4 separate regions of the Mus musculus genome follow, and all the other regions are linked to region 3. The links are chromatin loops, found by intact Hi-C in ENCODE. Cell type or tissue: gastrocnemius. All regions are shown on one strand.

What was found. Peaks named below come from ENCODE experiments on the same cell type or tissue, not always from the same donor. Only the 100,000 strongest peaks of a DNase experiment are listed, where the experiment ranks them.
Region 1: it touches region 3 in a loop (2.7-fold over the local background); 9 of 42 quality-filtered maps call a loop at or near these places.
Region 2: a loop joins it to region 3, with 9 times the contacts of the local background. A loop is called at or near these places in 12 of 42 quality-filtered maps.
Region 4: it touches region 3 in a loop (2.4-fold over the local background); 5 of 42 quality-filtered maps call a loop at or near these places.

The regions. Positions count from the first base shown.
Region 1 is chr9:21,689,877-21,694,876 of GRCm38, reverse strand. The region is part of intron 29 of Smarca4 (SWI/SNF related, matrix associated, actin dependent regulator of chromatin, subfamily a, member 4); the gene reads right to left. Among named protein-coding and RNA genes, the nearest start is that of Gm26511, 31 kb to the left of the region's middle. In gastrocnemius, a CTCF peak has its summit at 2,849 (motif pointing left); a DNase peak (open chromatin) is centred at 2,824.
Region 2 is chr9:21,599,267-21,604,266 of GRCm38, reverse strand. No RefSeq gene overlaps it. Among named protein-coding and RNA genes, the nearest start is that of Yipf2, 8.9 kb to the right of the region's middle. In gastrocnemius, a CTCF peak has its summit at 2,072 (motif pointing left); a DNase peak (open chromatin) is centred at 2,068.
Region 3 is chr9:21,868,524-21,873,523 of GRCm38, reverse strand. No RefSeq gene overlaps it. Among named protein-coding and RNA genes, the nearest start is that of Dock6, 18 kb to the right of the region's middle. In gastrocnemius, CTCF peaks have their summits at 2,424 and 4,055 (motif pointing left); DNase peaks (open chromatin) are centred at 1,137, 2,384 and 4,062; H3K4me3 peaks cover 213 bases; H3K27ac peaks cover 622 bases.
Region 4 is chr9:21,744,527-21,749,526 of GRCm38, reverse strand. Ldlr (low density lipoprotein receptor) reads right to left here. Exons shown (of 18, transcript NM_010700.3): 15 at 3,622-3,795; 16 at 3,088-3,165; 17 at 2,221-2,378; 18 at 1-1,386. The coding sequence ends at 1,351. Among named protein-coding and RNA genes, the nearest start is that of Spc24, 13 kb to the left of the region's middle. In gastrocnemius, no CTCF peak of the experiment used is centred here; DNase peaks (open chromatin) are centred at 620, 781, 1,292 and 2,362.

The sequences.
Region 1 (5,000 bases), 180 kb after region 3:
AAAACAACTTTTCTTTTCTTCCTTCCTTTTTGTGTGTGTGTGTGTGTGTGTGGGGGGGGGGGGTTCAAGACAAGGTTTCTCTGTGTAGTCCTGGTTGTCCTGGAACTCACTCTGTAGACCAGGCTGGCCTCGAACTCAGAAATCCGCCTTCCTCTGCCTCCCAAGTGCTGGGATTAAAGAAGTGTGCCCCCACTGCCCGGCTGCAAAACTTCTAACAAGGAAGATCTACTGTAGCACTCCCTGTGTGTGTATCCATTGCTCTGTGGACGAGCTCTGAAAAATGCTTCTGTGGGTGAGAACTGAGGAAAATGAAACCTGAACCTCCCAGGGCCTGGATGATTTGACCAAGCTACGAGAACCCTGCTATCACTGGACATAGGAGCGAGGGCCATGGCCATAGCTTCCCAGTTGGGTTTCACTGCTTTAGCAAATAGCCAATGATGTGTGTATGTGTGTGTGTGTGGGGACAACAGTTGAGGACAGAGCCACTGCTGCTTCCTCATGCCAGCTCCTAGAACAGAGACTGCCTCTAATTCATTCCTGTCCTGTTTCATCACTACAGAAAGGGATGCAACCTAGAGTCCAGGGTTCAATTACTGAGGCCCTGCCAGGAAAGTCCCTGAATTGGTATACAAGTCTGCTTGGGAGTCAGCAGCCTGGGTGGGGCCCTTACCTGTGTTGCCACCACATGGACAGGGCCTTCTTCCATACCAGCTCAGCTGTTAGAAATAGCTACTGTTAAAGTTTGTTCTTTTCTTTTTTTGAGGACAAGGTTTCTCTGTATGGCCCTAGCTGTCCTGGAACTTACTCTCTGTAGACCACACTGTCCCCAAATTCAAGAGATCCACCTACTACCCCTGCCTCCTGAGTGCTGGAATTAAAGGCATGCACCACCACCACCACCAAATCACCAATTCTTATTTTTTGGTTGGTTTTTCGAGACAGGATTTCTGTGTAGCCCTCACTGTCCTGGAACTCACTTTGTAGACCAGGCTGGCCTCAAACTCAGAAATTCGCCTGCCTCTGCCTCCCAAGTGCTGGGACTAAAGGCCTGTGCCACCACGCCCGTCTCACCAATTCTTTTAAAGACAGAATCACATGTGTCCCAGACTAGCCTTGAATTCACTTCTGATGCCTCTGCACCCCCTCCCTGAATGCTGGGGGCTATGGGTGTGTACTTCTGCAGTACTGGGATGGAACCAAGGGTCTTGTATATACCACCTAAATATTCTGGCATCGGATAAACAGACCAGTCCTGCTTATTGTTCTTATTGTGGTCTCATGTTGGTCAACAATGGAATCTGAGCATAAGGTTTAAGAAGCCTGGAACACTGTCTGTGGAGCCCAGTGCTGTACGGGACACAATTTCCAATACCTCCATTTGGGGAAGAGATCCTGAATATGGCACTAGAGGAAGTCAGGCTGATAATGGAGCCTGTGACTACAGGTCCACAGGAATGGGGACTAGGGAGTAGGAGCAAATGGACAGCAAACTGACCGAGGCTAGAGGCAGACAGGGGAGGCCCAAGGTCTGTCTGCAGCAATGGGCAGGACTGGGTGGCCACAGCCCAGGCTCAATTTGTCAGCAATCCATCTGTAGCAACCTCCGTGTCAAAGAACACCTCAATCTTTTTTTTTTTGAGGCATCAGGAACCTGGGAACCAAAGGGTAATGGGTATTTTGGTCTAGCAGAACAAATGGGCTGGGGAGTTTGTGGTAACTAGATGTGGAGATCATGCCAGAGAGGTGAGTGGCTTACACACCACTTGTCGAGGCTTATTTAGTGGGACATAGAACCTTTGTTCAATATAAGGCCTTCCCAGGGATACAGGGTGCTGCTGACTCCAGGGGAACAGAGAACAGGAGGCAGGGGATCCAGCCCCCCTACCAGTCCTGCCTGTTTGCCTGTGAGCTGCAGGCTGATCACTGGTCTCATCATCACCTGCCTGCTTACTTTGGTGTGTAAATGTTTGGCCCAGGGCATGAAGCCCAAGATGAAATCTGTCTCTTAACCAGGACAGGTGGATCCTTTTCAAATAGATTCTAAGGTGAGCTCAGAGCCTTAAGTGGCTAGAACAAGGAAGTAGGCCACGGCTGCCCCAACTGAGTCGCAGAGTGAGCGCTGCATGTGGCCTGGCCTGTGGCTCATTTGGCCTTACTCTGGCCAGAGTCTGCTGCTAGCTTGTGGTTTTAGCCACAGACCTGGACCCACCAGGCAGCATGCCCAGATGTTACTCAAAGGTCCAGAGGCTGAAAAGCTAGGGGGCTCATTTGCTCCATCTTCCCTGAGGACTGCAGCACGACCCCCTCTACTTGGAAGAAGAGATTTAATTGTCCAAGTACCTCAGGCAAAGATCCACAGCCTGTCAGCAGGCATCTTCTCCCTTCCCCAAGCATTGACTCTCTTCTCTGAAAAACATCTTCCTTCTGCCTCTGTACACTGAGCAGGGGCCAGAAGAAGATAGTGTGGCCTGTTGAGAAGTCCCAGGCAGTGCTGCAATCTCTGGTTTATTTCTGGGCCTGAAACTCAGTGGCCTGACCTCTCAGTCTTGTTCTCCACTTGGAAACTGAGGCATAGAGATAGAACATAATTGTAAAATTTACCACTTTCAACCTTCCAGAAAAGAGAAGATGGAGTCAGATATGCTCAGCCTGGCAGTGTGTCTACCACCATGGAATGTCAAGTACAGATACCATTCCCCATCGTGCTACAACCCACAGTGTAAAACCTGAGGTCACCATGACCTCAGTACATAGCAGCAAGGTCTCTGGGAGGTCTGCAGCCCAGGCACAGCTGAGGGGTCCAAGGCTGGACACCTGGGTCAGCTGGCCATGAATGGCGCCCTCTAGTGCTCCAAAAGCTGTTCTTATGCACTTGAAAGATTCTGCTTGGTGCCCTTGTTTTTCCATGGTCCAAGACAAGGTAAAACCTCAACTCCTGACTCCATTTTAATTTTCTTTTCTTTTCTATTTTTTTTTGTTTTTTGTTTTTTGTTTTTTTGGGTTTTTTTGAGACAGGGTTTCTCTGTGTAGCCCTGGCTGTCCTGGAACACACTTTGTAGACCAGGCTGGCCTCGAATTCAGAAATCTGCCTGTTTCTGCTTCCCAAGTGCTGGGACTAAAGGTGTACGCCACCACGCCCAGCTTTAATTTTCTTTTTTTTTAAAAAGATTTATTTATTTAATGTATGTGAGTACACTGTAGCTGTCTTCAGGCACACCAGAAGAGGACATTGGATCTCATTACAGATGGTTGTGAGCCACCATGCGGTTGCTGGAAATTGAACTCAGGACCTCTGGAAGACCACTCAATGCTCTTAACCTCTGAGCCATGTCTGTAGACCTCACTCTTAACGTTCATCCATGTTTTGATTTCAAAGTTAAGACCTTGTGTTCCCCACCTCACTTCTCTGATGGGCCTTTGGCTGTTGTGTGCGACAGTGCTGGGGACAGGGCTCAGAGCACACGTGCCAGGCACAGCGTTATTCTTTTTTTTTTTTTCCCCGAGATAGGGTTTCTCTGGCTATCCTGGAACTCACTTTGTAGACCAGGCTGGCCTCTACCTCCCGAGTACTGGGATTAAAGGCGTGCGCCACCAAGCCTGGCTGGCGTTATTCTTGCTCTAGCAGCTCTCTAACATGGATGGAGCCTGAGACAGCAAGGAGAACAGAGTAGCTCCACTACAGGTAGCTAGGTAGTCAGGACCCTTACAGATCCCCGTGAGTTCCAGGCCAGCCTGGTCTACAGAATGAAGTCCAGGACAGCTAGGTCTATGCTGAGAAACCCTGTGGAGTAGGGTAGGGAGGAGCGAAGCACTGTGGTAATTCAGGTCCTTCAGGTTCCATTTTTAACTAGGCTCACTGCATATCTGAGTAGAGGGCTTTAGGAAGGAATCTGAAAAGATCCCAATCTGTAACCCCAATGCTCAGAAGGCTGAAGCAATTGGATTTCCTTAAAGTTGAGGCCAGCTTCGGCTATAAATAAAGCAAGTGCTTGCCTAAAAAACAATAAAGAGGTTAAGAGTACTGTCTGCTCTTCTAGAGGTCCTGAGTTCAATCCCCAGTAACCACAAGGTAGCTCATTACCATCTATAACGTGATCTGGTACTCTCTTCTGGCCTGCAGGACTATATACAGGAAGAGGACTATATACGTAATAAATAAGTCTTTAAAAAACAAATCAAAACAAAAACAAAACCCAACCAACCAACAACCCAAAAGGTTCAAACGTTTTCCTGAATATTTCATTTGATGGCTCAGAGTGCTCTGGCGGAAGACAGGTTCAAAGCACCTACATGGTGGCTCACAAGCATCTCTATATAACTCCAGTTCTTCTGCTCTCTGCCACCAGGCACACACAAGCTACAACACTCACATACATTAAAAGAGTAAAAAAAAATAAAAGTTTGATGTTTGTTAAGGCTGCATAGTGAGCTCTTGTCTAAAATAAGAAGTAAAACTGCAGTTTGATGCTACGGTGTTATTTCCCCCTCTTTTCTCTAGCACAGCCTGACAGAGGGTAAGGGTCATTGGACCTGACTTTGAATGCTGCCAGCCATGCCAGAGGCCAGTGCTGACTCAGAACCTTCTGGATGACAGGCATGTCATACACAATCTGTGGCCTCCGTCCTTGGGTGCTGCAAAGTGACCTCTGAGCCCTTGAAATGCCTTTCTGGGCAGGAGGTAGGGCTGTGATTTAAGCTGGTAAGTCTGGATCAGGCTGACCAGCAGAGGTAGTGGATACAGAGGTCAGTCATGTGAATGGCCAGATGTGAACACACAACCAAGTCCCAACAAAACCCCTGGGTGTCCAGGCATCCCTGAGGCTGGTGAGATGTCTCAGCGGTCAACACTGCTCTTCTGAAGGTCCTGAGTTCAAATTCCAGCAACCACATGGTGGCTCACAACCCTCCGTAATGAGATCTGATGCCCTCTTCTGGTGTGTCTAAAGACAGCTAAAGTGTACTTACATATAATAATAAATAAATCTTTGGGCCAGAGG
Region 2 (5,000 bases), 270 kb after region 3:
TGTGAGCCACCATGTGGTTGCTGGGATTTGAACTCAGGACCTTCGGAAGAGCAGTCGGTGCTCTTAACCGCTGAGCCATCTTTCCAGTCCCTCTCTTGACTTTCTTATTGCAGTGAGTTCTCAGCCTAGAGGGTGACAATGCACTGTTTGCAGCTGGGACCTTGAAACAGTTTCTAGTGACCCAGGTATGGAACTCAGGGCTACACTGTGACCCCCACCTGAAGCTCTGCTGCCAGAGCTGTCTCAGCTGGATGGCTACCGGAGACCACTGTTAGGGCTAGCAACTTCCTGCCAAGGCAGAGGACCTGAGTGTGGTCCCTAGGATCCACATGGTAGACAATAACCAATCCTTCCAACCTGCACACATGTGATCACACACAAATATTGTTGAAATATCCCTTCTGCAGGAAAGAGGGGCCCCTGAAGAAGCTCAAAAGACACACCAGAATGAGAAACCAGGAAGGGGTGGGCTTTTGAAGTTGGACTAACTGCACTGTGCGTTATGTCTATGGAGGCCAGCGGGTGGAATATGGTGTTTGAATGAGAACATCCCTCATAGGTTCATGTTTGAATGCTTTGTCCCTGTGTAATGGAACTTTTTGGCCTTGCTGGAGTAGGTATCACTGAGAGTAGGCTCTGACATTTCAAAGGCTCACACCCATGCCATTCCTGGTGGCTCTCAGCTTCTGCTCCAGGGCTATGCTTGCCTGCTGCCTGTTCTCCACTACGGTGGCCACAGGCTCAACCCTCTGGAACTATGAGCTCATAGTCAACGCTTTCTTTTATAAGGTGCTTGGTCATGGTGCAACAGACACTGGGTAAGCCTGACAACCTGAGTTCCGATTCCCCAGAACCCAAGCAACCATGGATACAGTAGTACAGTGGGTGTGTACAGCACACTGAAAGGGGTACGGATGGTAGAAGACAGTGCCAGTTAGCTTGACTGAGGTAAACATTGAGAGACTCTGTCTAGGGGTGAAGGCATTTGCTGCCAAGCCTGACAACCTGAGTTCAATCCCCAGAACCCACATGATGGAAGGAGACAATACACTTCTTAAGCATGGCGTGGTGGCGCACGCCTTTAATCCCTGCACTCAAGAGGCAGAAACAGGCAGATCTGCTGAGCCATCTCTCCAGCCCTCTTGTTTTTTGTTTTTCTGAGACAGGTTTCTCTGGCTGTCTAGGAGCTCACTTTCCAGACCAGGCTGGCTTTGAATTAAGAAATCCACCTACCTCTGCCTCCCGAGTGCTGGGATTAAAGGCATGTACCACCACACCTGGCTTCTTTTGTCTTTTTTAAGACAGGGTCTCACTATATAGCTCTGCTGTCTTGGACCTCACTCTATAGACCAGCCCGGCTTCAAACTCACAGAGATTCATCTGCCTCTGCCTCCTGAGGGCTAGGATCACAGGCGTGTGCCGCTATGTAGGACTTGCATTTTGCAATTTATTTTTTTAGTCACAAGTTTTGAAATGTGCCATCATTAATCCAGACCATTGTGTGGAGCTTTCTACAAGTGCTCTTTAGCTCCTCATGGCCCCAGCTGCCACAAACTGGAGCACCCTCCAACAGCCATCAACCTAGATCATTGCAACTTAAGCCTTGAGCCACTTTGGTTAGGAGTTAGTTGGGGTTTTCTTTTCCATATTTCTTTGAGACAGGGTCTCACTATGTAGCCTTAAAATTACAGAAACCCACCTGCCTCTGCTTCTCAGACTCTATCTCTCGTTTTGTTTTTTTTTTCAAGATAGGCTCTCAGCCTCTCAGGATGGCTTGTAATTCACTATATCCTTGAACTGATCCTCCTGCCTCTAACTCCTGTGTGCTAAGATTACAGGTGCGAGCCAATATCATGTCTAGCTTGAAGTACTGGACGTGAATGTGTGCTAGGCAAACATTCAACTGAGCCTCATCCTCTTTGAAATTCTGTTGTTTTGTTGTTGTTGTTTGTTTGTTTGTTTTATATGTCAAAGCTAGTCTACCTTAATCCCCTCACCTGCTCTGCTGGGCCTTGCTCAGGGCAAAACAGAGAAGCCCTAGCTGGGAATGAGGAGCTTTGGCGCCCTCTGGTGTCCATTAATCAGAATAAACACATGCACGGCCACCACCCCAAAGTCAATCTCTTCTGTTGCCGAGTGACCAAATGCTGGTGCAAGAAACGCAAGCCATGGGACATGTAGGCAGTAGCATATATTTTTCAGTAAAAAGAAACTTAGGGATGGAGCTATGGAGCAGTGGGTAAAATGTTTGCTGCAACAAGTGTACGGATGGATTTGACCATTGACCTTTGGGAGCACATGAGAAGCTGGAGATACCAGTGTCCCAAGCTGGGGAGGCACAGGTTCAGCCTTGCTTTTTTTTTTTTTTTTTTTTTTTTTTTTTTTTTTGAGACAGGGTCTCTCTTTGTAGCCCTGGCTGTCCTGGCACACACTTTGTAGACCAGGCTGGCCTTGAACTCAGAAATCTGCCTGCCTCTTCCTCCCAAGTGCTGGGATTAAAGGCGTGCGCCACCATCGCCCGGCATGTGTGTTCAGCCTTTCTTACAGAACTCAGGACCACCAGCTCAGGAGTGGAACCACACACAATGGGCTGGGTCCTCTCTCATCGATCATTCATTTAGAAAGTTCCCTACAGGCCGGCCTGCCTACAGCATGATCTTACAGAGGCTACCTCCTCTCAGATGATGCTAACCTGTGCCAAGTTGACATAAAACTATCCAGCACACTATACACCTGGCTGCTCTTGGAAAGGACCCAGATTCCATTCCCAGTACCCATGTTGGGGTTAGAGAGATACCAAGTATGCTTATAAAGAACCCAGATTCAGTTCCCAACTCCATATGGTGGCTCCCAACCTCCTGTAACTCCAGCTCCAAAAGATCAGAGACACCGTCTTCAGTCCTCCAGTGGCACTACACACATTTCACAAGCAAACATTCATAAATGAAACTAAAAGTGAAATCTTCAAATAATTATCCCGCCCCCAGCTGTGTGTGTGTGTGTATATGTACTCAGCCACACCCCAGTCTGTGTGTGAGGTCAGAGGATAACTCTGTGGAGTTAGTTCTCTCTTCCCACATTGCTGTTGTTTTTGTGTTTTCCCAGGGTTTCTTTGTGTAGTCTTGGCTGTCCTGGAACTAGCTTTGTAGGCCAGGCTAGCATCAAAATCACAGAGACCCACCTTCCTCAGCCTCCCGAGTTGCTGGGATCAAAAGTGTATGCCACCACTTCCTGGCTCCTTCCACTTAATTGTTTTAACCTTTTATTTTCTCTCTTCAGGCCCCTCTCCTTCCTCTTTTGTGGGCGCTCTAGGATCATGCTTGATGGCCGACATTTGTTTGTTTATTACACTGGGTCTCCCTGTGGAGCTCTGCCTGGCTTGGGACTCACAGAGATCTTATTGTTTCTGGTACCAGAATGGAAGCTAGGGCCTTGTGTATGCTAGGCAAGTGTTCCCAGCAACATCATCAGCACCACTAGGTCACAGCTCAGGCTAGCTTTAAGACTGTACTGATCCTCCTGCCTCAGCCTCTTCTTGTCTAGGATAGCAGATGTAAGCCACCATACCTAGCTTTATACTTCATTATTTAGGAAATATCAGCAGGAAAGAATCTGCGAAAGTTTTTCCTAATCTCCTTTCTTGTCGAGTTTTTTGTTTTTGAGATAGGGTCTCATTTGGCCCAGGCTGGCCTTGAACCGGATCACTACATACTCGAGGTATTGAGTATTAAGGAGCCTCCCTTTAGTCAGAGAAAAGTGCTGAGGTTACAGATTGTACAAGACCTATTAATGGTCATCAGGCTGGAGCCTGGGGCTCCCTATATGCTGGGTGAACACAACTGAAGTCAGCTACACTTATCACACCATTCCACCTTGGTTGGCTCCCTCGGTGCAGAACCTAACAAGAGGGCTGGCTAGCTGTGCCTATCAGGGGACCAAACCTAGAAGGGGGTAGGTGGCTGGCTGAGAACTATAGATCTCAATCATGAAGAGCTTCAGAGGCAGGCTCACAGAGCACCTGGCTTTAACAGAGTGCAGGTATGGACAACCAGACTGCAAACCTGGTGAATTGGTGAATTAGCTGGGCTAAGTAAACACTGGTATGTGCAAGGCCAGTACTTGGCTGGCTAAGGGCAATGAAGTCTAAGGACTGTCACCCTCCAGGGTCTACCCATTACCCTGAGAGGTATCTTCCTGAAGTCCAGGCTGTCATCTACAGATGGTGGATGGAACATATAGCCCAGGTCCTGATGTTTGCCTCTTTTGCAAATCAGGCACATGTTCTAGGAATGGATGTGGCCCTTTCCAATGGCACCAACTTCTGCCACCACATGCCATTCCTGAGTTTCAATAAATGGATGAAGCACCTTGTATTTGCTGCGCTAAGCCGCATGGGGCTTCACTAGCCATTCCCATGAGGGTCAGCCAGGCCTGGACAAAGCAGGCACATCTCTGAGTTTGGGGCCAGCCTGGTCCACACATGAGTTCCAGGACAGCTAGTGTTACATACTGAGACCTCATTTGAGAGGGGCTGAGAGTTGGCTCAGCTGTTAAAGAGCATTTGTTGCTCTTAAAGAGGACCCAGGCTTTACACACACGCGTGCACGTGCGTACACACACACATTTAGCAGAATGACTTACAGGCTGTGGTCCAGCCAGTTCAACGATGGCTATTTACCAATGAAATGTCTAAGAACTGAGTAGCTGTTCAGCCCAGGAAGCTGGTGTCTCAGCTGGTCTTCAGTGTCCACTGGGATCCCGCAGAAACAGGCTCTAATGGCCATGATGCAATGCACTTGGCCAACCAGAATGAGGGCAGGCAGGCAAAGAGCAAAAGCTTTCTTCTTCTTTCATGACCTTTATAAAAGGTTAACTCACATCAAAGGTAAATCTTTCCACCTCAAAAGATCCAGATTGGGCTGGAGAGATGGCTCAGTGGTTACAGAGCACTGACTGCTCTTCCAGAGGTCCTGAGTTCAATTCCCAGCAACCACATGGTG
Region 3 (5,000 bases):
TCACATAGCTGGTGTGTCATTTATCTCTGATTCCAGCACTGTGGAGGCAGAGGCAGGTGGATCTCTGAGGTCAAGGCCAGCCTGGTCTACAGAGAGAGTTCTAGGACAGCCAGGGCTATGAACAGAAGAAAAGAAAGAGAGAGAGAGATAAGACAAGACAAAACTTTGACTTTTGTAGCAGGGTGCACAGCTTAGGTTGCCACCGGGTTTTTACAATTCCAAATACAAAGAAAGGTCTCCTGTGCCTCACCAGTGTCCAGGGCTCAGCCTCACGTTCTTGGAAGGGGAGATGGCTGACAGAGAGCAGCAAGGTTTCCATGTCTCAAAAAAGCCCAAAAGCATCAACAAAAAAATTAAAATGAAGAAGAAAAAGGAGAAAAAGAAGAAGAGGAGGGGGAGGGGGAGGAGGAAGAGGAAGGCACATTTTGTTTCTCATGCTCTGGGGCTGGAGCTACAGGCAGTGTGAGCTGCCAAGTGGGTCCTAGGGACTAACTCAGATCCTCTGCAAGAGCAGTGTGTGCTCCCAACTGCTCAGCATTGCAGGCCTGGGTGGTCTTTCTTGTGTTCTATTTTCTGTGCTGAGGATGAACCCAATCTTCACATATGCTAAGCACCTGACCAAGCTGCACCAAAGCTCAAGTTTTTGATCTTTTAAATTTTCTGAAGGACCCTTTTCTCACTACCAGGGTAACACAGTATGCTCTTGTGTTTTGTTTGCTTGTTTTCATCTTATATTAGAGATAAGCTCTCACTATGCAGTCCTGTGGCTGGCGTGGAACTCACTCTGTAGACCAGGTTGGCCTCGAACTCCCAGAGATCCACCTGCCTCTGCCTCCCAAGTGCTGAGACTAAAGGTATGTTCCTGGCAGGCTCCCACCTAGCCACATCCCCAGCCTCCAAACTCGTTTTCATGGGATTTGATAGAAAGCCATGCCTGATCTGGGCTCCTGAAACTGTGTATGTCTGTGCTGATCTCCCCAGTTCTGGTCCCTCGGTGCCTACACACTTATTTCTGACATGTCTCACTCCTCATCGCCTGCCCTACATCTCCCCTGCCCCCTCCCGCCCCCCTCTGGGAGCACAGATCCGGAAGGCAATTTAGATCAACTTATTTCTGTCTTGTAGGGAGAGGTCTGTGAAGGGAAGGCTGCCAAGTCTCCAGGGCCTGGATTGTGACATACTTATGACAGAGAAACCATTGAATAAAGACAACAGTTGAAGAAAGAATACAGCATGTGTATTTCAGCCATGATGGCAGATCTGGGGGGTTAAGTTGGCATCTTCCCTAAAACTCTGGGCTGCTGAGTCCCCACATGTCAGCAATCTCAGCAGGGGACACTCAAATTGACCTGCTCAGTTTCCTAAGTATCTTGTCACCTCCTTGGCTCAGCCCTAAACCTTTATCACATCGCAATAGGAAGCTGACTGGGCATGGCAGCACATACCTTTAATGCCAGCATTTGGAAGGCAGAGGCAGGTGGATCTCTGTGAAGATGAGGCAGGCCAAGGCTATATATGGAACCTTTGCACACACACACACACACACCACAAATGTTGTAGAGATGGTTCAGCGTTTAACAATACACATGGTCCTTCCAAAGGGCGGGGGTCAGATCCCAGCTTCTGTTCCAGTCGGCTGACAACTGTCTGAAACTCCATCTCTTGGATTTGATGCCTTCTTCTGTCCCCAGTGAGCTCTACATTCACATGGCAGACAATTCACACAGACACACATGCACAGACATAAAAATAAAAATTTTAAAAAGCAAAACAAGATAGTTGGAAGCTGGGAGAGTTCGACAGTAGCAGAAACACGGGTGGTCCCCACCCCACCCCAAATCCCTGCTCGGCTCCTTCTCCAAACAGAACATGGAACACAGGAGGAGATAAGTCTCCTACATGCCACCAGGGCCACGAGGCAAAGTACTTAGCACTGGATTGACTGACATGGCTGGATGGTCCTGCCACACTGCCCACTAGATGCTCATGAAACCAGAGCAGAATGAATGAGAATGGGGTTTTGAGGGTCGCACATTTTTGTTAATTTTGTTAATTTAATGAAAACTTTAGTTTGAAAAACGAATCCCAAATGGCCTGGAACTGGTTATGTAGACCAGGCTGGCCCCGACTCACAAAGATCCACCTGCCTGTGCCTCCCAAGTGGTGTACTGGCGATGTACCCCGACAGCTGGCTTCATCTTTTCTGCCACCTCTGAAATTTTGCAGAGTCCTGCCTCCCCCGCGCGGCAGGTGGAGGGATATTTTTCTCTCTTCCACAAAGAATTCCGAGCATGTGAATTCAGCATCGCTCTTAAGTCCGCAGGATTTTGAATTTAAAATCACACTTGACCTGCAAAATCACACTGGCCTGATGGAGCAGCTGCAAGGGCGGAATTCTGGAGCTGTCCCCTAGTGGCCGCTAGGGGACACTATTCCCACAGAAAACAATTGACGCTTCTCCGCCCCCCACGTACAGAAGCGCGCTTCTGGGTAAGGTCTCCACGCACCCCTCATGCAAGATGAGTAGGTCAACAGTATATTCAAGCACTGTTTTGTGTCCCCACTTACCTACCCACCAAGTCCTCTCTTCCGTTCTTCTCTCCTCTCCTCTTCTTCCTCCTCCTTACCCCTCCCCTCTCCTCTTCTCAAGACTAGATCTCTTGTAGACCCAGCTGTCCTTGGACTCCATGTAGCCAGAAGATGACTTTGAAACTCTGGCTTATTAAAACAACCTGTCTCGCCGGGCGTGGTGGCGCACGCCTTTAATCCCAGCACTCGGGAGGCAGAGGCAGGCAGATTTCTGAGTTCAAGGCCAGCCTGGTCTACAAAGTGAGTTCCAGGACAGCCAGGGCTACACAGAGAAACCCTGTCTCGAAAAACAGTCTCCCGCAGACCGGGTTCCTGCTGGTCAAGGACGACCCTTGACTCTTTATTTGTTCTTTTTTTTTTTTTTGAGATTATAATATAATTATATTTCTTTCTTCCTTTTCTCCCTCTAAATCCTCCCATGTACTCTTCCTTGCTCTCTTTCAAATTCATGGCCTCTCTTTTTATTAATTGTTATTATGTGCATATATGCATATGTATATACAACCTGCTCCGTCTGTATGTTGTTACTTGTGTGTATGTTTTCGGGGCTGATCGCTGGTTTTGGATAACCAAATGGTGTGCTCCTCTCTAGGGAAGACTATCCCTCCCCATCTCAGAGTTCCTTAATTGCCTGGTGTTTTTTGTGTAGGGCTGACACATGGCCCTTGTGGGTTTATCTCCGTCCACGCTGAGATGTCTATTGGTATTGTCCCTGCTCAGTTCACATTTAGGTAGCCTTGCTGGTGATTTGTTATGGGTGCAGCTTCTGATATCTCTAGAAGACACAATCACACAGCAGCCTCCCAATCCTCTGGCTCTTATAATCTTTATGTCTCCTCAAGTGTTCCCTGAGCCTTACATACAAGGGTGCATTTGTCTGTCTGTTTTGCTTTGTTTGTTTGTTTTGTATGGGTACCACCCCTGCCCCACTAATACAAGGGTGTTTGTAAATGTACCCATCGAGACTGGGCTCCTCAACTCTGCATGACGATTGGTTGTGGCATTTTTCTAGTGGTCTCCATCCGCTGGGAAGAGGATGAGGCCTGAGACCTACAGCTGCATGTGTGAGACCCCGACTTAGAGCATTTCTCCCTAGAAGGTAAAGCCCCTGGACGTTCCCCAAGCTTGTTTTCCCTGATCTCTAAAAATATAGCCAGCAACAAGCCTTTTTGCTTCTGTACTTTACAACCAGAGATGCAATAATTGTAAAAGACCCAGCCAGGCACTTGCCTGGCTTCCTGTGCCGAGGACACAGAGATAAAAATTCAGAAAGAACTCACTCCCCACTCCTTCTGCCTTATAAATTTCACCAAGGACACCCAGAAGAGAACTCCACCCAACTCCTCCCAGGTCCTCCCAGGTCCTCCCCGGTCCTCCCAACTCCTTCCAACTCCTCCCAACTCCTCCCAACCCTCCTCCCAACTCCTCCCAATTCCTCAGCTAGCTGTTAAAAGCCCCCTACTGGCCGGGTGTGGTGGCACACGCATTTAATCCCAGCACTCAGGAGGCAGGCGAATTTCTGAGTTCCAGGCCAGCCTGGTCTACAAAGTGAGTGCCAGGACAGCCAGGGCTACACACAGAGAAACCCTGTCTCGAAAAACCAAAAAAAAAAAAAGCTCCCTACTGTCATCGCTCGGGGTTGAACTCCCCTGCTGAAAGAGTTCGTCCTCAGCTAGCTGATAATAAAACCTCTTGCAGTTTGCATCAGGTGTGGTTTTTCTCCTGAGTCATTGGGGTGCTGGCCAGCTCATCCAGGGACTTGAGTGAAAGCCCAGCTTTGGGGGTCTTACGCATGTACAGATCTGACAATAGGTTCCCCCAATGGCTTTTCAAAAAACGATTGATTTATTTCTTGTGTACAAGTGTTTTGTCTGTCTGTATGTGTGTGTGTTAGTCAGGGTTTCCACTGTTATAAAGAGACACCATGACCAAGGCAACTTTTATAAAGGGACTAGCTTACAGATTCAGAGGTTCAGTCCATTATCATCAAGGCAGGAGCATGGCAGCATCCAGGCAGGCATGGTGCAGGAGGAGCTGAGAGTTCTACATCTTCATCTGAAGGAAACCAGAAGCAGACTGTCTCATGGGCAGCTAGGAGGAGGGACTCCAAGCCTACTCCCAAAGTGACATACTCCCTCCAACAAGGCCACACTAATAGTGCCACTCTCTGGGCCAAGCATATGCAAACCACCATAGTATGTTTATGCACTGTATGTGTGCCTGGTGCCTTGGAGGTCAGATGGGGGAATTAGACCCCTTGTTACTATACCTATGCTCTTTTTCACTAAGCCATCTCTCTAGCCCTGACCTTTTTTTTTTCCTCCAGAGTTTCTCTGTTTAGTATCGGCTGTCCTGGAACTCACTCTGTAGACCAGGCTGGCCTTGAACCTGAAGACTCACTGGCCTCTGCC
Region 4 (5,000 bases), 120 kb after region 3:
ACCACTGTCTTCTTAGGTTACCCATGTGACAAATCTGTGGCAATTTCTAAGTATTCTTCCAAGTCCCACCAAATAGTCTGGGATTTCTTTTGGTTTTTAGATATATAAGGTCTCACTATGTAGGCTTGGACCTCAGACATGTGCCCACCTCTTCCTCTTGAGCATAGGATTAAAGCCAAGTGCCACCACACCTGAGAAACCATGCGTGTATCCCTCCCCTCGCCCCATCTCTCCCCTTCAGCAGGCTGGATGTCTCTGTGAGAGAGGATGACGTTACCAGAGGAGCTAAACAACTCTGCTGTGCAGAGCCAGAAACCACCAAACAAACAAACAAACAAACAAACAAACAGACTAACTAAACACCAGACAGAGGCCCTGAGTTCCCCCCAGTACTGAAGAAGGCAATGGATGCTTGGAGCCTGGCAATTATCTTCTGTGGTCAATGATTCGGGGCCACTTCCGGCCTGAGGTCCCATCCAATGCACCAGGGTCAGTGCAACCTAGGAGTACAAATGTGGACCACGTGGGTGCCCAGCACAGAACGGGAAAAGTGCGCAGAGAGAAGTGCAAGCCTCACTCGGAGACTCGGGGGCTGGGCACAGGACAGGGGTCCTGCCGGCCACCCCTGAGCAGCAGGACACTGAGCAGGCCAGGACTCCTGAGCAAGGCAACCAGTTGTCTCAGGCACTTGATAAATATTAAGGGAGAATGGCGACTTGGGCTTGTCCCTCCAGGAACGGGTGACGTTTTGGCAAAGGCATGAGCGGGTATCCATCACTGGCAGCTGCCGGCCTCAAGATCCAGCAAGATCAGTACCGAATGTCACGAGTCACTTTCCTGGCTTCTGATGGGGGCGGCAGAGTCAGGCAGGAAGGCTCTGGGATGAAGGTCAATGCAGGAAGTCCTGAGGTTAGGGACTGGCTATGGTACCCAGGACCCGGTCAGTAGTACCTGCTGTCTCATGTCCAGCAGGCTTCTCTCTGCCTGGGTGGGTCTCTTCCTCCTCCGTGTTAGTGTTGAAAAGAGTAGAATTCAGAAGCTTCTGGGACAGCCTATTTGGCTTCCAAGGAAATGAAGATGGGAGAAAAAAAAAAATTCCCAGGCAGAATTCGAATTTCAAGCACAGCCAGTAGCCTTTTCTGTCCCCAGACAATAAATATATAAAACAGAACCTGGGGCAGACAGGCAGCTGAGCTTGGCCCCCAGCCCAGCTTTGCTCTTATCTTGCTTTGAGCAACACAGAGCCCAGGGAGGTGGCAGGACCAGTGCTGGATGGGGAGGTCTGGAGAGAGTGTCTTTTCTGCCTAAGCTTGGCAATGGATCCCGGAAAGAGACGGCTCTCCCGGCTGCTCATGCCACATCGTCCTCCAGGCTGACCATCTGTCTCTGTCAGCAAAGCGGAAACACAGGAAACAATCAGACTAACAGGACTATACACAAGCATGGCAGGAATCCACCTCTCTCTCCTGCTCGTGTCCCTCACCTTCTGTCCCTGCGCAGTCACCAGAGGTGGCCAGAACACCTAAGACTGGGTCAACTAAGGCTCACAATGCTCTCCTCTCACTTCCAGGCTCGGATCTTACCACAGATATATCCCGTGTTTCTTTCTGATTTTTTAGAAAACCTCTCTCTCTCTTTCTCTCTCTCTCTCTTTCCTTCCCTCCCTCCCTCCCTCCCTCCCTCCCTCTCTCTCTCTCCCCCCACCCTTGGGAGGGGATGTGTGTGTATGTGTGTGTGTGTGTGTTCTCTGCATTAAAGTTACACATGTGCCTGATGCCTGTGAAGGCCAGAAGGTATCAGATCCTCTGGAACTGGAGTTATAGATAATTGTGAGCCACCATGTGGGAGATGGGAATTGAACCCAGGTCCTCTGGAAGAACAGCCAGTACTCTTAACCACAGAGCCATCTCTCCAGTCTTCCCTTATGCTTCTTAAGTACACTGTGCCCAATCTTATCACAATTTGAGGTCTTTGCAATGAACTGATTCCTCTATTCCCAACCCCCACTCAGAGGAGACCTCCTCCCCGGTCCACATACAGCTGGCTCTAGCATGTTCCTGCTACTGTGAGGCACACCCTAAGCCCTCACTGGGGGCCTAGGCAGGTTCTACCACTGAGCTGTGCATGCCCCTGGTTTGGGCTTCCTCTCCTTCCACTCCACCTAACTTCTGTCCTTCACCTCATTTGATGTCTCATCTCTCCCACAAAGGGCACACTCACTGAGGGGTAGGTATAGCCATCCTGGCTTCGGCAAATGTGGAGCTCGTCCTCTGTGGTCTTCTGGTAGACTGGGTTGTCAAAGTTTATGCTGTTGATGTTCTTCAGCCGCCAGTTCCTCCACAGCAGGACGGCCCCAAGGACAAGGAGGGCAACCAGTGCTGTGGGGAGAGGGGCTTGGTCAGGGGCTCTCAGGAGACCCCGTGCCAGTGAAGCTACCGGCATGTCCATCCTGGCCCTTTCATGTGACAGCGATATGTTTTGAATGTAAAATTATACTCACCTATCATACAAAGAAAAAAACCAAGGGAGTGTGTGTTGGTATAGCATTCACTGGGAGTCTAACACTTCAGGGGAATGAGGCAGGAGGATGCTGACTTCTGAGCCAGCCTGGGCCCCATAGCCTGACCCTGGTTCTAACTTTTGAGATTCTCTGTCAACTTTGCTCTTTTTAATTAATTAATTTATTTATTGAGACAAGGTCTCACTGTGTAGTTCTGGCTGTCCTGAAACTCACTCTGTAGACCAGACTGGCCTCAAACTCCTGTCTCTGCTTCCTGGATGCTAAGATTCAAGGTATGAACCACCATGATTTTTTCACACAGGATCACAATTATTTTTTGAGAAAGAAATCCACTGTCTACCCCACTCCCTTGCCGGTCTAAAAGTCTGTATGTAGACCAGGCTGGCCCTGAGAAAACTCAAGTTGTGTTTCATCACCACCACCAGGGACACTCCACTCCATCTTATTTGTAATGAGTGAGAAGGGGGCAGTGATTCGAGGCAGGCAGGGGCATCCCTCAGGCAGGGGTATTCCATTTTTTGTCAGAAAGGTGACATGGCCAGGTTAGCACTGCAGGCAACACTTACCAATAGGGAAGAAGATGGACAGGAACCTCATACCATGTGGCTGCTCCTCATTCCCTCTGCCAGCCATGTCACCCTGGACTGCAAAAAGGGAAAGGATAAGGTGAGGAGGCTCAAAGACATCAGAGAGGGGACAGGGCAGGACATGTCTAACACCATGTTAAAGTTCAGGGGAACCTGGGAATGTTACTAAGGTCCCTACAAAGTCATGTGGACTTAGTCTGTAGGCAGCTGGCCTCCAGTGTACACAGGGGACAGTTCTAGGATCCCTAGAGATGCCAGACATTTGCACAGAAACTGTACCCACATAGACACTTAACACAGCAAGATGGCTCAGAGAGTAACGAAGCTTGCTGCCAAGCTTGCTAACCTGAGTTTGATCCTAAGCCCCGCATGGAAGGAGGACAGAACATACTGTCACAAGCTGTGTCTGACCCCACAGGCAGAGTGGCCAATTCCCCAAACCCACAAATACATCACATCACTGTAATTAAAAAATGCAGTACTTATGAAATGAAGGCTGGGCCTGGCCGGTACCTTGGTGGGACACTGTCACTGACGCCACTGTGCTGAGCCCTGGGGTGTCCACAGGCTGCCTAGGAGTACTGGGAGCTGAGAGATCCTCACTGTGCTTCGGTGGCCTGGTAGCTGATGCGGTGACCACAGGCCGGACGGCGGATGTCCCCTGGGTGGTCAGTACAGTGTCGACTTCTGATGGGACAATAAACATGACCTGAGGGCCAGGGGCCGGGTGCCACACTGACACCTCTGCTCTGGGTGGAACGCAGGCCACCAAATTCCATGGCATCAGAAATTGAGCAAACTAAATGGGTAAATAGCTGGTGACACTGTCCCTTGTGTCATTCCTGAGGATTATTCCAGGGGGACCTCAAACTTGTCATCCCTCTGCCCCAGTCTCCAGAGTGTTGGTGTCCTGTTCTTACAATAGGACCTGCAAATGGTGAGTGCACTTTGGTCCCTGAGATCAGCGTGACCCCAAAAATCTATGTTGGAAACCTAACCACCAAATTCTTACTGAGGAGAGATTTAAAAAAAAAAAAAAAACTTTGTTGTTTGTTTGTTTTTGAGACACAGTCACACTATGTAGCCCTGGCTGTCCCTGGAACTCACAATATAGACCAGGCTGGCCTCAGACTCAGAGATATGCCTGCCAGAGTGCTGGGGATTTAAGGTCATGTGGCCGTCACAGCAGAGTCTGGTATTTCGTTTTCTCCTTCTATCAAGTGGGCTCTCCGGGATCAAATGCAGGTAGGCACCTTTCTTCAGGAGCTTCTCCGTGGCCCCTCGTGGGTAGGATGCCTGGCAGTGAAACCTTACAGAGGTGACTAAGAGTGAATGAGGTGAGCCGGGCAGTGGTCCCAGCACTTCAGAGGATCTCTAAGTGCAAGGCCAGCCTGGTCTACAGAGCAAGTTCCAGGACAGCCAAGGCTACGAAGAGTAACACTGTCTTAAAAAACACAACAGGCCGGGCAGTGGTGGCGCACACACGCCCAGCACTCAGGCAGAGGCAGGCAGATTTCTGAGTTCGAGGCCAGCTTGGTCTATACAGTGAGTTCCAGGACAGCCAGAGCTACACAGAGAAACCCTGTCTCAAAAGATGCGCCCCCCCCCAAAAAAAAAGTCCTTTAAGTAAATGAATAAATAAAATGAGAATATTTGCTCTGAGTCACTGTGTGACACCCTCCCCTATGTCTACCAGATGCTAAGACCTCTCGTATCCAAACCCAAGAGCTACATGAACTATGCTTTATAAAGTATCCAGTCTCAGGGAATCTGCTTCAGCAACAGGACACAGACAGAGACAACTTCAAACTGAGCCCTTCTCAGATGACATCAGCAAAAAGGGGTCTTCTTACCAGATACCCTGGTCTGAAGTCAGACAACGTCCACACAGA